Regions from separate parts of the Homo sapiens genome. Here region 1 is linked to region 2. A link is an interaction called in ENCODE POLR2A ChIA-PET data of the cell type or tissue named here. Cell type or tissue: PC-9. All regions are shown on one strand. Region 1 overlaps AFF4 (ALF transcription elongation factor 4). Region 2 overlaps RAD50 (RAD50 double strand break repair protein).

Region 1 (8,000 bases), 340 kb before region 2:
TTAGCTGGGCGTGGTGGCATGCGCCTATAATCCCAGCTACTTGGGAGGCTGAGCTGGAGAGTCATTTGAGCCCAAGAGATGGAGGTTGCAGTGAGCAGAGATCATGCCATTGCACTCCAGCCTGAGCAACAAGTATGAAACATCCTACAGGAGTGTGAAACTCCATCTCAAAAAAAAAAAAAAAAAAAGATGATGTTTTAACAATGAATGAAGTAACCGCTTCCCTAAAAGATATGCTTGAGCGGCTGGGTGCGGTGCCTCATGCTTATAATCCCAGCACTTTGAGAGGCCAAGGTGGGTGGATCACGAGGTCAGGAGTTCGAGACCAGCGTGGCCAACACAGTGAAACCCTGTCTCTACTAAAAATATAAAAATTAACTGGGCGTGGTGGCAGGTGCCTGTAATCCCAGCTACTTGGAAGGCTGAGGCAGGAGAATCGCTTGAACCTGGGAGCTGGAGGTGGCAGAGAGCCGAAATCACACCACTGCACTCCAGTCTGGGTGACAGAGCTAGATTCCGTCTCAAAAAAAAAAAATATATATATATATATATATGTATATATATAGTGTATAGATTATATATGAGTGTGTGTGTATATACATATACATACATTCAAGCTAGGAAAATAACAATAATATTGTCATTGTTTATGTATTTTTAGTTTTTTGTTACCAAAAAACCACAGTTCTAATATGAATACTGTAAAGAGCTGAAAAAAAATTTCTAATCAGTGGTTTGAACCTATTTGCTAAAAATAATAAAATGCATCCTTCTAATTTATTTTTCTAAATGATTTACAACAAGGAACATGGAAATCTAATTCAACTTCAATAGAATTCTTTACATAATTAATGTATAGGACTGAAATTTTGTTACTGTGATTTAATAAGCATGGTATTTCTTCCATGAGTATAACTATATCTTTGTGGCATCCAGTGAAACCAGATATCAAAAATAAGTCCATCTTAGCGTCATACCTTTGAAGCATTATATTTTTGTGTGTAAGAAAGGTTTTGTTGTCATTCATAAATATATTTAAAAATTACTCTAAAAATGGTATTTAATTTTTGTTATGCTTTTGAAATTGCAGTATTTTAATCTTATACATAAGTAGTAATGCATATTCTATACATATTTTGGAGATACAAATGGAAAAATTTCTTAGTAATGGAGTATATGATTAAAAAAAAAAAAGCTGGAAGACAAACTTGTTTAAGCTGTAGTTATCTCCTACTGGTACTACTCCAGTAACCTCATTTTGTATCCTTAACTCCATTCTAGCTTTCTTAAAACTGTTCTCCACTTAGTAGGCGAGATGATCCTCACAATGTGCAGATGTAGTTGTGTAACTCTCCTACTTAATAAGCTGCACACACACAGGTCTTTAATATGGTCTATAAGTCTGTAAACTGTGTGATCTAGCATTTTAGGTCTTCAGTCTCATATCTCACCACTCTTCCACCTTTACTTTTTCCTCTCTGTGGGCTGCCTTTAAGTTCCTTGTACAAGCCATGCTCTTCCCTTTAAGCTGGACTTTACACATGTTTTCTCTCTCCCTATGGCACTTAGCCTATCTCTTCCTTTCCCAGTTTATTTCCTATATATCCTTCAAATTTCAATCTGAATGGCAGTTCCTCAGGGAAGCCTTTGCTCATCTTCCTGGCTAGATCATACACACACACACACATATGCACACATGCATACAAGCACACAGGTACACATGCATGCACAATTACAAACTCAATATAATTATGTGTATTTGCCCTTCATTGTGTTTATTACAGTTGCCATTTTACTTTGATTTGCGTGAGTACTTGCAAAGGTAGTAATTATTGACATTCAAATAGGTGTTAAGCTCCATGGGGGCAGGGCCCTTGTCAGTTTTTGCTTATCATTGTTTTCTCAGTACTTTGATACATGAGTAAGTGTGTTGCCAGAGAGTTTGGGTTTCATCCTTAGGAAAAAACAAAGAGTCATTGGGAAGTTCTATGAAAAATAGGAGAGCAGTGATGACGCATACTAAGACTTGGGCTGTAGAAGGGTAAACTTCTACAGGCTGTAGAAGGGAGGCTATAGCTGAGTAAAGGAGATAAACTAGAGCTAGGAAGATCCATTAGAAGGCCATTGTAGGTAAACAAGATGAAGACCTGAAGTCTTTCCGGTTCAGATGGTCTCGCCTTTGGTGGATGTTTAAGAGACAGAATCCAGTAGTATTTGTGGACCTGCTGACTATTGTCAGATATAAGACAAATAAATCAGATTATTTGGAATATGGGGCTATTAACTTTTAGGCCATTTACCAAGTAAATGAATATAAGACAATAAACAATTTGAGGGGGTAAAGGAATCTTCATTTTATTTTATTTTTATTATTTGTACAGATAGGATCTTGGTATGTTGCCCAGTCTGGTCTTGAACTCCTGGCCTCAAGCTATCCTCATTGCTTAGCCTCCCAAAGTATTGGGATTACCTGCATAAGCCACCACACCCATCCTGGAATCTTCATTTTAAACAAAAGTCACAAAAGTGACCTCTTGCCCACTGCTCTATATACAGTTTTTTAACAGCAGTACTGAGATGTGATTCACTTACCATGTAATTCACCTACTTCAAGTGTAGAGTTCAGTAGTTTTGAGTTTATTTATAAATCATCAACTCAAAAAGAAACTGTACCCTTTAGCTGTTATCCCTCTTTCCCTCTACCTTCCTAGCCTTAAGCAACCACTAATCTACTCTATCTCTATAGATCTCTCTGTTCTAAACATTTTATATAAATAGTATAATGTAGTATGTGGTCTTTTGTGACTATATTCTTTCACTTAACATTATGTTTTTAAGATTCATCTAAGTTGTAGCATGTAACAGTACTTCATTCCTTTTTATGGCCAAATAATATTCCAGTGTATAAGTATATATCACATTTTGTTTATACATTCATCAGCTGATGGACATTTGAGTTGTTTCCACTTTTTGGCTGTTATGAATAATATTGCTATAAACACTTATGTAGAAGTGTTTGTGTGGACATATGTTTACATTTTGTTTGGTTGTGTACCTAAGAGTGGAATGGCTGGGTCATGTGGTAACTCTGTGTTTACTTATTTGAGGAACTGCCAGAATGTTTCCAAAGCAGCTGTACCATTTCGCATTCTTACCAGGGTTCTGATTTCTTCACATACTTGTCAACACTTGTTACATCTGTCTTTTTGATTCTAGTCATCCTAGTGGTTGAGAAGTGGTATCTCATTGTAGATTTGTATTTCCGTGATGACAGGTGTGAGAAATCTTTTCATCTGCTTATTGGCCATTTATATGTCTTCCTTGGGTAAATGTTTATTCAGGCCCTTTTCCTGTTTTTTAATTGGCTTGTCTTGTTATTGAATTGTAAGAGCTCTTTGTAGTATATTGTGGATACCAGCCCCTTATCAGATACATCATTTGCAAATATTTTCTCCTATTCTGTGAGTTGTCTTTTCACTTTTTTGATAACAATCTTTGAAGCACAGAAGTTCTTAATTTTGATTAAGTCAAGTTTATCTTGCCAAATCCCAGGTCATTTAGATTTGGCATTGTGTTTTTTTCTAAAGATTTTATAGCTCTAGCTTTTACATTTATAGGTCTTTGATCCTTCTTGAGTTTTTTGTTTTGTTTTGTTTTGTTTTTAATATGATGTGATATAAAGGCCCAGCTTTATTTTGCCCATGGATATTCAGTTTGTCCAGCACCGTTGTTAAAAAGACTATTCTTTCCCATATAATGGTCTTGGCATCCTCTTGGAAAATCAGTTGAGTGTAGAAATAGGTTTTTAATGTTTTTTAACCGCAAAACTATATTTTAGCTTTCTAACTATTTGGATTGTTCTTTCACAGACAATTCTGTAACTAAAGGAAGATTATGCTTATTTTTAAGTAAGCTTTTAGGAATATTTGTATAATTTTAGTGCTACATCTTGTATCCAGATTTAATTTTGAGAAATGCATAGTTTGCACATATGGAACAGCTGTTCTGGTCATGAAAATTGAGTTTGGAAAGCCATGTTTCACTAAGGGTGACATTCTGGCTTCTTTCTATTGGTGCTTCCTGAGTGCTGGACACTATGCTGTTATAGGGCTTACATGGAAGTAAATGACCATCTCTTCCTCACGTTGCTAATGTATATAAAATATTGGGAGCAGGGAGAAGGAGGGAGTAAAATGACATGGAAATATCCATATGGGATTTTTTTAGTCCATAAAAGTGGTATACTTTTTTTTTTTTTTTTTTGAGATGGAGTCTCGCCCTGTTGCCAGGCTGGAGTGCAGTGGCGCGATCTCGGCTCACTGCAACCTCCGCCTCCCAGGGTTCAAGTGATTCTCCTGCCTCAGCCTCCCGAGTAGCTGGGACTACAGGTGCACGCCACCACGCCCAACTAATTTTTGTATTTTTCGTAGAGACGGGGTTTCACCATGTTGGCCAGGATGGTCTTGATCTCCTGACCTCATGATCCGCCAGCCTCGGCCTCCCAAAAAAGTGGTATACTTCTAATGGATAAAGGTTATACAGCTATCTTCACCTGGTACACTGTCTTCGGTATTACCTTTAGTTTTAAATGAAGTGTTTTCTTAAGACCAAGAATTTTAAATTGAAATTAGTTATTTTATAAAGGGCTCTAAATAAGGATATGACTACAATGGATGCTGCTGAAAGAATTGAATGATAAAGATTATTAGGTGGCTTAATGCTTTTTGTATTAATCTCTGGGAAAGTCCATTATTGATCCCAAAATTGCCAAGGCTGATCAGACAGGATCATTACATTCTTTCTGTGCTTTTTCAAGTACTTGAAGTGTTTTTATGTAATTTAAGCATTTTTCACTAATCTTTCTTTTTTAGTGTAACTTTGTATAATTTTATGTTCCTTTTTCTTAGGAGTCTCAGCAGTCCAATTTTGGCACTGGAGAACAAAGTGAGTATTTCTTTCCCTCTTTGTTTTCAAATTAAGCTATTTATTGAACATTCAGTTTTCATGGTCACACCATATATAACTTTAGTAATACCTTTACATGTCATATCCTTTTTCATTTTTGTTTTCTTTTTTTTTTTTTCTGGAGTGTAGTGGTGTGGTCGTAGCTCACTGCAGCCTCGATCTCCAGGGCTCAAGTGATCCTCCTGCCTCAGCCTACTGAGTAGCTGGGACTGTGGGCACATGCCACTATGCCTGGCTGATTTTTTAAATTTTTAGTAGAGATAGGGTCTCACTATGTTGCACAGGCTGGTCTCGAACTCCTGAGCTCAAGTGATCCACCTGCCTCGCCTCCCAAAGTGTTGGGATTACTGGTGTGAGCCACCATGCCCTCGTATCCTAATTTTTATGATCTAATGGGTAGTAGTGGGTTGAGCTGAAAAATTGTTATGCTTTAAAAAATTCAAGAACTGTAAGTCATTGGAGATCAAAATACACTACTTTTATTAAGCATTTGAACTAATAGTTCATGAATACAATTTGATGGGCACCTCGTAAACTCAAGAGTTATTCTTCTTTCTTTTAACTTACTTCATGAAGATACTTGGCTCTATGATGATAAAACTCCGCACAAGAAGGGTCATTTTATTTAGCTGACCATGGCCCTTTTCTTCTTATATTTGTACAGTCCCTGTTTTTTCTTCCTTGGTTTTCTGATCTGGGTAGAAAATCTGCTGCCTGCTATACCCTCACCTTTACCCTTACTCTCTTGGCCTGTCAGAAGAATTCTAGGGAAGATAGTCTTATGGTCCCAAGAGATTGTGGTTGTGTAGATTGAGAGTGGTAAGATCAGGAACCAATGCAAATGTCTGGGCTTTACCGTATACCTCTGTAACAAAACAGGTATTCTTTTTGCCAAGAGCAGTAACTTCTTAATTAAGGTAGATTTGTACTAGTCATAAGGTATTTTGGAAATGAAAATGTGGAACTTTTTGATCCTTAGTTTATCTTCAGTGATCTTAATGCAGGGATAAAACTAGAAGAATACCTCTTTTGATGTTATGCTTTCTTTATCTGTCTATCAATTTCTTAGTTCCACCTTAAAGGCCGTAGCTTACAGGAAAAAGGGATTTGACATTGTTAATTATGCAGAAAATGTTAAAATGCAGAAAATAGCTAACTATAGGCCAGAGAATTTACATTTTCTCTCTTCTTTTTGTTTCCTTTTTTTTCTCAGCTTGTTTTCCCTAGTCGTCATCTTTTAAGAATGCTTCATCCTTCTACTCTTCTCTCATTCTCTTTTCTGAAAGCTGTTCACAAATGGGATCATAAGCTGCCTCTACTCATTATTTGTGTTTTTCACTTTGTTTTAGAGCTATTTCTATATCAGCATAAAGCTCTAGCTCATTGTTTAACCTTAAAATTATGTTATAATATGAAAATATCTTAATTTATTTCACTAGTCCCCTATCGATGGACATTTTTTTCCAGTTTTTGCCATTACAAACCAGGCTATAATAAACATTCCCAAGTGTGTGCTTGTGTGTTCGTGTATTCCTCAAGATTATACCTGTAATGTAAATTCCTTTCATTGGAATTATTAAGTCACTTAGCAATATAATTACAGTACTGAGAAGGTATTACCAGATTGCCCTTCAAGAAGATCGTATGAGTTTATAGTCCTACCAGCAACATATGCACATGCTTATTTCCCCTGTAGTCACCAGTATCTCATATTATTGGGCTTGAAGGTGTTACCAGTTTGGTGGTTGAAGAATTATATTTCATTGTTTGATTTACATTTATTTGAGGGTATTTTACATAGACATTTTACAGTCTAAATAGCCATCCTTTAGTTGCTCACTTCATTCTTTTTGTTCCAGAAAGATATAATCCTTCTAAAACTTCAAATGGGCACCAGTCTAAATCGTAAGTTTATTGCTTAATGAGTTTAATATTTATCATTTTTGCTAAAAGTTACCTGTAATATCTAGGTATTTTGAACAGTATTTAGAAATATTGAGGCTGGGCAGGGTGGCTGACACCTGTAATCCTAGCACTTTGGGAGGCCAAGGCAGGCAGATCACGTGAGGTCAGGAGTTCGAGACCAGCCTGGCCAACGTGGTGAAACCCCTTCTCTACTAAAAATAAAAAAATTAGCCAGGCGTGGTGGCGAGCGCCTGTAATCCCAGCTACTTGGAAGGCTGAGGCAGGAGAATTACTTGAACCTGGGAGGTGGAGGTTGTAGGGAGCCGAGATCGTGCCACTTCACTCCAGCCTGGGCCACAGAGCGAGACTTGATCTCAGAAAAATTAAAAAATAAAAGAAATATTTAAGGCATGAGCATGCAAATTTTTATGTAAAGGGTCAGATAGTGAAATATTTAGGCTTTCAGAGCCACATAGTCTGTGTTTTGACTGCTCAGCTCTGCCATCTGTAGTATGAAAGCAGCTGTAGACCCTAAGTGTGGCAGTATTCCAGCCACACTCTTTAAAACAATGTGGTAGGTTGGATTTGGCTTGTGGGCCACAGTTTGCCCACCTTTGCTCTGAGATCATGGTTTTTTCTCATCTGAGAGTTGTATGTGTATGTTTTTGTGTGTATATTCCTAATTTATATTTAATAAGTCATAAAATAAAGACAGGATTCTTCTTTAGGCCAAGCCCTTCATTTAACCACTAGATTAAGTAACATACATAGTTTGTACTGTCTTTAAGTTTTCTTATTTTTATTTTGTTGGTAGAAGCAGGAATATATATAAAAATGTAACAGGGTAATGTATTGGATGAAAATAAATTCCAACTTAAAGAATGAACTCCTGAACTCCTGAGACCACAAGTTAACTCAGTGATTAAAGCAAAGTTCTAAAGAAGCAGTGACTACAGTGCCAGCTTTCTATGCCATAGTCACAGACTATACTGTGATGACCCTAGCCTGGTAGCACTTCAGCTGAATATAAGAACTAAGAATGAAAATACATGAACACAAGAAGTACCCCCTTCACTGCTGAAAAATTCAAATTATACTCCTATTCATCATACTTATTTATATGTAAAGAA
Region 2 (8,000 bases):
CCATTTTTCCAACAGCATGTGCTCACTTTGTGTCTCTGTGTCACATTTTGGTAATTCTCACAATATTTCAAACTTTTTCATTATTATTGTATCTGTTATAGTGATCTGTGATAAGTGATCTTTGATGTTACTACTGTAATTGTTTGTGTGCCACAAACCATCCACATATAAGAGGTGAACTTAATCCATTAACGTGTGTGTCCTGACTGCTTTACTGACCTGCCATTCCCGTCTCTCTCCCTCTCCTTGGAACCTGATTGCCTGAGACACAATAATATGGAAATTAGGCCAATTAGTAACCCTACAACAGCCCCTAAGTGTTTAAGCGAAAGAAGAGTCAAACATCTCGTTTTAAATCAAAAACTAGAAATGATTAAGCTTAGTTGAGAAAAGCATGTCAAAATCCAAAACAGGTTGAAAGTTAGGCCTCTTTCATCAGTTAGCTGAGTTGTGAGGGCAAAGGAAAAGTTCTTGAATAAAATTAAAAGTGCTACTTTAGTGAACACACAAATGATAAGAAAGTGAAACAGCCTTACTGCTGATATGGAGAAAGTTTTAGTAGTTGGGATAGATTAAACCAGCCACAACATTCCCTCAGGCCAAAACCTAATCCAGAGCAAAGCCCCAACTCTCTGCAATTCTATGAAGGCTGAGAGAAGTAAAGAAGCTGCAAAGAAAAGTTGGAAGCTAGCAATGGTTGGTTCATGAGGCTTAAAGAAAGAAGCTGTCTCCACAACATAAAAGTGCGAGGTGAAGCAGCAAGTGCTGATGCAGGAGCTGCAGCAAGTTATCCAGAAGATCTAGCTCAGGTAATTGATGAAGGTAGCTACACTAAACAACAGATTTTCAATGTAGACAAGACCGCCATCCATTAGAACTTAACCTGCAATATCTAAGGTATGCCTATAGTAATTTTCTAGTTCCATTATTCCTTTTATATTAGTTAAGGTTCTAGTATAAGGGGCTTTGCTCTTTCTCCATTTCCCCCCCCATTTTCTTGTATCAGTATAAACTCATAGATTCCTTACTTGGGCTCCAATCCCCCACCAGGCTGTCACAGCTTGTTTTTGTGGATGCCTTCCTCACTCAGCCACACCTAACGGATTTTGGACTGAATTATTCAGGAATTAATATTCCTCCATCAGTTATGCTGAGGGTTTTTACCACGAAAGACTATTAAATTGAAATGCGTTTTCTGTATCTATTGGTGTTCATATGATATTTCTTTTTTATTCTGTTAATGTGGCAAATTATACTGATTGGTTTCTTTTCTACCGTATCTCTCTAAGCATTATCTAGCTGCACCCCACATATTTTTACATGCTATATTTTTGATTCATTTAAAGTATTTTTTCTAATTTCCCTTGTGATTCCTTTTTTGATCCATGTAATATTTAGAAGTATGCTGCTTAATTTTTCAATTATTTGGGGATTTTCCGGATACTTTTCTGCTACTGATTCTGGTGTAGTCACAGAATACATTATCTATGACTTTACTCCTTATAAATTTATTGACACTTGTTTTACAGTCCAGAATGTTGGTCTATCTTACAGAATGTTCCACATGCACTTGAAAATAAAGTGTATTCTGCTATCGTTCAATGGAATGTCCTATAAATGTCAATCAGGTTGATTTGGTTAACAGTGTTGTTAAAATTTTCCATATACTTACTGATATTTCATCTGCTTCTTTTCTCTACTGAGAGGGGTATTGAGATCTCCAATTGACCTTGCAGATTTGTGTATTTCTCCATTCTGTTCCATAGGTTTCTGCCTCATATATTTGGAAGTTTTACATTTAGAATTTTTGTGTCCTTGCATTAAATTGACCTCTTCTCATCATAAAATGTTTCATTTTCCCTAGTTCTGATGTCTTCTGTCTGGTATTAATATGGTCACTTCAGCTTTCTTTTCATTAGCTGGCACAGTATATTTTTTCAATCCTTTTGCTTTTAACCTATTTGTACCATTATATACAAAACACCATTATTCCGTTTATTTGGGTTTTTAAAATTATTTTCCATTTTTCTCATTATGCTTATGTTTTCCTTTATATCTATGAGCATATTTATAAGAGTTATAATAAGGTTTTAGGGTTCTTATCTACTAATTCTATTATTTCTTTCATTTTGGATCTGTTCATATGATTGATTTTTCTCTGATTATGGGTCCTATTTCCCTGCTTCTTTGGATGCCTGTTAACTTTTGATTGTGAATTTTGTATTGTTGGGTGAAAGATTTTGTTTTATTCCTTTAATGAGTACTGAACTTTGTTCTGGCATGCAGTTAAGTTTTTTGAGCAACAAACAGTTGGATTCTTTTGAACCTTTGTTGTTAAGGTCTGTAAAGGGGGACCTAGAGCAGCTTTTACTCTAGGACTAATTTACAATCATTTTCGACATTTTCCTTCAGCCTCAAAAACTTTCTTTAACAATTACTATAGTGCAAGCCTGTCTGTAACAAATTACCTCTACCATTTTGTTTTAAATCTGAAAATGTCCTCCATTTCACCTCCAATTTTCAAAGAATATTTTTGCTGGATATAGGAGTTTAACTTTTATTCCCTAGCACCTTAAAGGTGCTGTCCCACTGTTTTCAGGTTTAGATTGCTTTTCCTAAGAAGTAATCATACTCATTATTCTTTCCCTCTGCATGATGTGTTACTTTTTCCTCCACCTGTTTTTAAGATTTTATATTTAGTTTTGAACAATTTGAATGTAATGTACAACATAGTTATGTTTATGCTGCTTGTGATGCATTCAGCTTCTTGGGTCTTTTTTTATAGTTTTTATTACTCTGTTTAGATGTCTTCCCACACATTATGTCCATCTTTTCCTTTAAGTCCTTGAGCTTATCTATCATAGCTTTAAAAAAATCCGGTCGGGCGTCGTGGCTCATGCCTGCAATCCCAGCACTTTGGGAGGCCGAGGCAGGCGGATCACAAGGTCATGAGTTCGAGACCAGGTTGGCTAATATGGTGAAACCCCGTCTCTACTAAAAATAAAAAATAAAAAAATAAAAAATCAGCCGGGCATGGTCGTGGGCACCTGTAGTTCCAGCTACTCGGGAGGCTGAGGCAGGAAAATTGCCTGAACCTGGGAGGCACAGGTTGCAGTGAGCCGAGATTGTGCCACTGCACTCCAGCCTGGGAAACAGAGTGAGACTCCATCTCAAAAAAAAAAATTTAAAAAAAATTTAAAAAAAAATCCTTGTCTGCTAATTCCAAAATCTGTCATCTCTGGATCTGCTTCTACTCACTTTTCCCTTCTCAGGTATAGACCACATTTTCTTTTGCATATTCCCATTAATTTTTAAAATTATATTCTGCACATTGTAGATGCCACATTGAGAGCTTCGACTGAGTAGGCTTCCTTTAAAAAGTCTTGAGTTTTGTTCTAGCAGCCAGTTAATTTACTGGCAACTCAGCTTGATTCTATCAAAACCTGGTTTCAGTATTTGTTAGGTGGGCCTTTCTGAGGTCTCAAGTGAACACTGGAGAGTTCCACAAGGTCACTCCATTCTGGCACATCAGGACTCAAATGTCTCACAGCATTGTGTGACCTTTAGAATACAACACTCACAGCCCCACTTGCCACCTTGGTAGTTGTTCTCTACTAGCCCTCATTAAATCTCATCCTATACATGGATAGCTTAGTATTTGGCCAAAGACTCAAAAGATCCTTATGCAGATTTCTGGTACACCATCTCTGCACAACAACCCTACTTCAGTACTCTGCTCTACAATTTCCAGTCACTTTAGCAAATCCAAAATCCTATCTTTGTTTCATCTGCCTAGTGATGCCCAATTCTGCCCAGCTCTCTACTGGATTCCAATTCCATGTGCCAAAGTTTACAAAGTGTTCCCAGGTAGAAAGCTGGAATGAATGCAGAATCACCTTTTATGTTTCTCCTTTCTCAAAGAATATAGCCCTGCATTATCTGTGGTCCAATGCCTGAAAATAGTTGTTTCACATACTTTTCCAGTGTTACAGTTATTCATCTTGCGAGTATAAGTGTGATACTCATTATTTTGTTGCAACCCAAATCACAAGTACTGGATTCTGCTTTAAAAAAAAAAAATCATTAAAGATCCTTTGCTGACTTTTTAATGACTTCTTGGCATGAATTTAACTTTGATACTAATTCAATTAATCATTCAACAAATATTTACAGGCACTTTGTAGGTTTCATGTGTTGTTTTGGTTCAAACTGACAGACTTTTTTTCCTTTGAAGCATGCAAGATAGGTTAAATGTAGACAAGGTGTGCTAAACACCATCATAAGCACAGGATAATCTGGGAGTACAAAGCAGGAGCATCTAACCTATCTAGGACAGCTCAGGGAAGGTAGTCTAAAGGAAGTGAATGTTTAAATGAAACTTCTACCAATCTGGGTAGAAGTTAACCAGATGAGAAGATCTGAGTCACTACGTGACTACAGAAATTTCAGAATGTTTGGCATAGAAAGTAGGGAAAAGAAGAGTATCAACCTAAAATGTTTCAGAAATTAACAGCCTTCTAAACTTGGTAAGGCTTTTGGATTTAAGGTGATGGCACTAAATGGTTTGAACCAGGGGAATTGCATGAAGTAGATATGCATTTTAGAAGAATTATTTTGTCTTTAGGGTGAACAGAGTGAACTGAGACAAGACATGAAGCAGGGAATAATCGAGGAGAGATAGGAAGGCAGCCTGGACAAGGGTTGAGGATGGAGGTAAAGAGGAAGAAGTCGCTGAACTGGCTACTCAGAAACAGCCTCTTAGGATACAGACATTTCAATGAGGAGGTGGCCAGAGGTCAGTATAAAGCTTTGAAAGCCCAGACTTGACTCTGTCATTTCATCATAAGGAGAGCATTCTGCTGAAGGTTTAATCCACAGTAGTTGAACTAAGGAGCTATGTATTTATGCAGCAAAAAATTAATTTGTTTACAGTGTTCCTGAGTAGCAAGCCAAATACACATACTCTTTCTCCATGGCATCTACTTTTCGAGGACCTAGCTACCCGGCAAACATCAAATTAGTAAATAGAATTCAAGCAAGGGCTATCTTGTAGCATTTCTATCACTACATTGTTGTTGACACTCTTATTGAAGAAGAGTCACTTCAAAAGTGAAGTGTAATTTAGATTGAATTATTAAAACAAAGAAATGTGTATTATACTTCAGAACAATTTCTATCAAAAAGAATAAAATAAAAAATAAGAAAAACCCTTCTTTCTCCAAACAATCTAGTTGTAAAACCATTAGGTGGGGCAGAAGAAGGTGCGTGTTCATGCCAGCTGAAGGTTAAGGCACCTATAACTCAGCCTAGAGTGGAATAAATGAGCTTGAGTAGGCTGAGAAGGGTACCCTCATGGGGAAACAGCTTGGCATAGACAGAGTTTCAAGAGTCCAATGGTATCAGAGTTCCAGCAGGATGAAAGAGGAATCCACAAATAGGGGGGATCCAGCTCAGAAGCAGAGTGTCCACGCCAGGGAATAGTGTGGGGATTCAGAGCCTGATAATGATGAGAAGGGGGCCCACCTGAGGGTTAAGTCGGCTAGGGGGAAGTCAGATCATAGAGTAGAGACGGCATTCTTGCAAGAAGCCACCTGGTATAAAGTATCAGACTGAGAAGAGTGACCCTCTCAGTGACACAGATCTGGGGAGATTCAGGTCAGAGTACAGTGGGCATCCCTGCAAGAGGCCACCTGGTATCAGAGAAGGGCGGGGAATGAGGACATGATCTAGCACCAGAAGTCAAAGTGTATACAGAATGGAAAAGCATCCCATGAGGGAGTCAGAATGAAGAGTCAAGAGCCTACGCAGGATAAGGAAGACTGGCATACAGGGATGGAGTCAGCCCATATGAGGTGCTAGGGCCCTGATGCAACGATGAGACATTGATTACATACAGGAGGATTGATTAAGTCAATATATTAAGATTATGGTTGTATAAGTACATTCTTGCACTGCTATAAAAAAAAAACCTGAAACTGGGTAACTTATAATGAAAGGAGGTTTAATTGGCTCACAGTTCCACATGCTATACAGGAAGCAAGACTGGGGAGACCTCAGGAAACTTACAATCATGGCAGAAGGCAAAGGGGATGCTGGCACATCTTACATGGCTGGAGCAGAAGAAAAAGAGTAAAGGGGGAATTGTGACAGATTTTTAAACAACCAGATCTCATGAGAATTTACTCACTATCATGAGAACAGCAAGGGGGAAATCTACCCCCATGATCCAATCACCCCAACCAGGTCCCTCCTGCAACAAGTCCTGCAGACTTCTGCCTGGACATCCAGACGTTTCCATACATCCCCTGAAATCTAGGTGGAGGCTCCCAAGCCTCAACTCTTGTTCTCTGCGCAACCCCAGGCTTAACACCATGTGGAAGCTGCCAAGGCTTACAGCTTGCAGCCTCTGGAGCAGCAGCTTAAGATATATCTGGGGCCCTTTTAGCCATGGCTGGAGCTGGAGTGGCTGAAACACAGGGAGTAGTGTCCTGTAATGGGAGGGGCTGCTGTGAAGATCTCTGAAATGCCTTCTAGCCATTTTCCCCAGTGTCTTGGCTATTAAACATTCTGCTCCTCTTTACTTATGCAAATTTCTGCAGCCGGCTTGAATTCCTCCCCAGAAAATGGGTTTTTCTTTTCTACCACATGATCAGGGTGCAAATTTTCCAAACTTTTATGCTCTGCTTCCCTTTTAAATATAAGTTCCAGTTTCAGATCTCTTTGCTTGCACATATGAGCATATACTGCTAGAAGCAGCCAGGCCACATGTTGAAAGTTTTGCTGCCTGGAAATTTCTTCCACCAAATACTCTAAATCATCTCTTTCAAGTTCAAAGTTCCACAGATTCCTAGAGCAGGGGCACAATGCTGCCAGTCTCTTTGCTAAAGCATCGCAAGAGTGACCTTTACTCCAGTTCTCAGTAAGCTCCTTATCTCCATCTGAGACCTCCTCAGCCTAGACTTCATTATTCATATCACTGTCAGCATTTTGGTCAAAATAATTTAACAAGTCTCTAGGAAGTTCCAAACTTTTCCTCATCTTCCTGTCTTCTTTTGAGCCCTCCAAACTGTTCCAACCTCTACCCATTACCCAGTTCCAAAGTCACTTCCACATTTTCAGCTATCTTTATAGCAATACCCTACTCTCGGTACCAACTTTCTGCATTAGTCTGTTTTCTCACTGCTACAAAGAAATACCTGAAACTGGTTAAAGAAAAGAGGTTTAATTGGCTCACGGTTCTGCAGGCTGTACAGGAAGCATGACTGCGGAGGCCTCAGGAAACTTACAATCATGGCAGAAGGTGAAGAGGAGGCTGGCACATCTTACACGGCCAGAACAGGAGGAAGAGAGTGAAGGGGGAGGTGCTACACACTTTTAAACAATCAGATCTCATGAGAACTTACTATCACAAGAACTGCAAGGGGGAAATCCACCTCCATGATTCAATCACCTCCCACCAGGCCCCTCCTCCAACAATGGGGGTTACAATTTGACATGAGATTTGGGCAGATACAAATTCAAACCATATCGGTACTCAATTCCTTGCTTCTCATTACCTTCATAGTATTTACCAAATCCCCAACCATGGATAAATGCAACTTTCCAATTTATTCAGTGCTTGGGCTGAACAAGACTGAAAAAACATACATAACCATGATGGCTGGTCTCTCTTTAAATTTTCACAAAACCCCTGACACTGTCATGTAATCCCAGAACACCTCCCTTAATCAATTTACTTACTGAGGTTAAAAACTATTCTATGTTTTCTAGGCTCAATCAACCCCTTCTGCCACTCTCAACCAGTAACTTCATTTCTTTTTTCATTTGAGAATATAAAAGCAATCAAAAGAGAACTTACTCATTCTTTCACCACTAAAGTTTCCAATCATATAATCTGCCTAAATCCCTGTTACAATGGATAACAGTGGATGTTCCTGGTATCCCCTCCAGTTGGGCAATGGATCTTATCTCTTTTTGCCTACTCAAGAATTGTGCTCTGT

What was found. Peaks named below come from ENCODE experiments on the same cell type or tissue, not always from the same donor. Only the 100,000 strongest peaks of a DNase experiment are listed, where the experiment ranks them.
Region 1: POLR2A ChIA-PET joins it to region 2 with 10 read pairs; 3 of 35 experiments call an interaction of 5 or more read pairs at or near these places.

Annotation. Positions count from the first base shown.
Region 1 is chr5:132,901,312-132,909,311 of GRCh38, reverse strand. It overlaps AFF4 (ALF transcription elongation factor 4), which reads left to right. Exons shown (of 21, transcript NM_014423.4): 6 at 4,908-4,944; 7 at 6,825-6,870. Among named protein-coding and RNA genes, the nearest start is that of LEAP2, 32 kb to the right of the region's middle. In PC-9, no CTCF peak of the experiment used is centred here; a DNase peak (open chromatin) is centred at 3,131.
Region 2 is chr5:132,563,261-132,571,260 of GRCh38, reverse strand. All of the region lies in intron 2 of RAD50 (RAD50 double strand break repair protein), which reads right to left. Among named protein-coding and RNA genes, the nearest start is that of RAD50, 10 kb to the right of the region's middle. In PC-9, no CTCF peak of the experiment used is centred here; no DNase peak of the experiment used is centred here.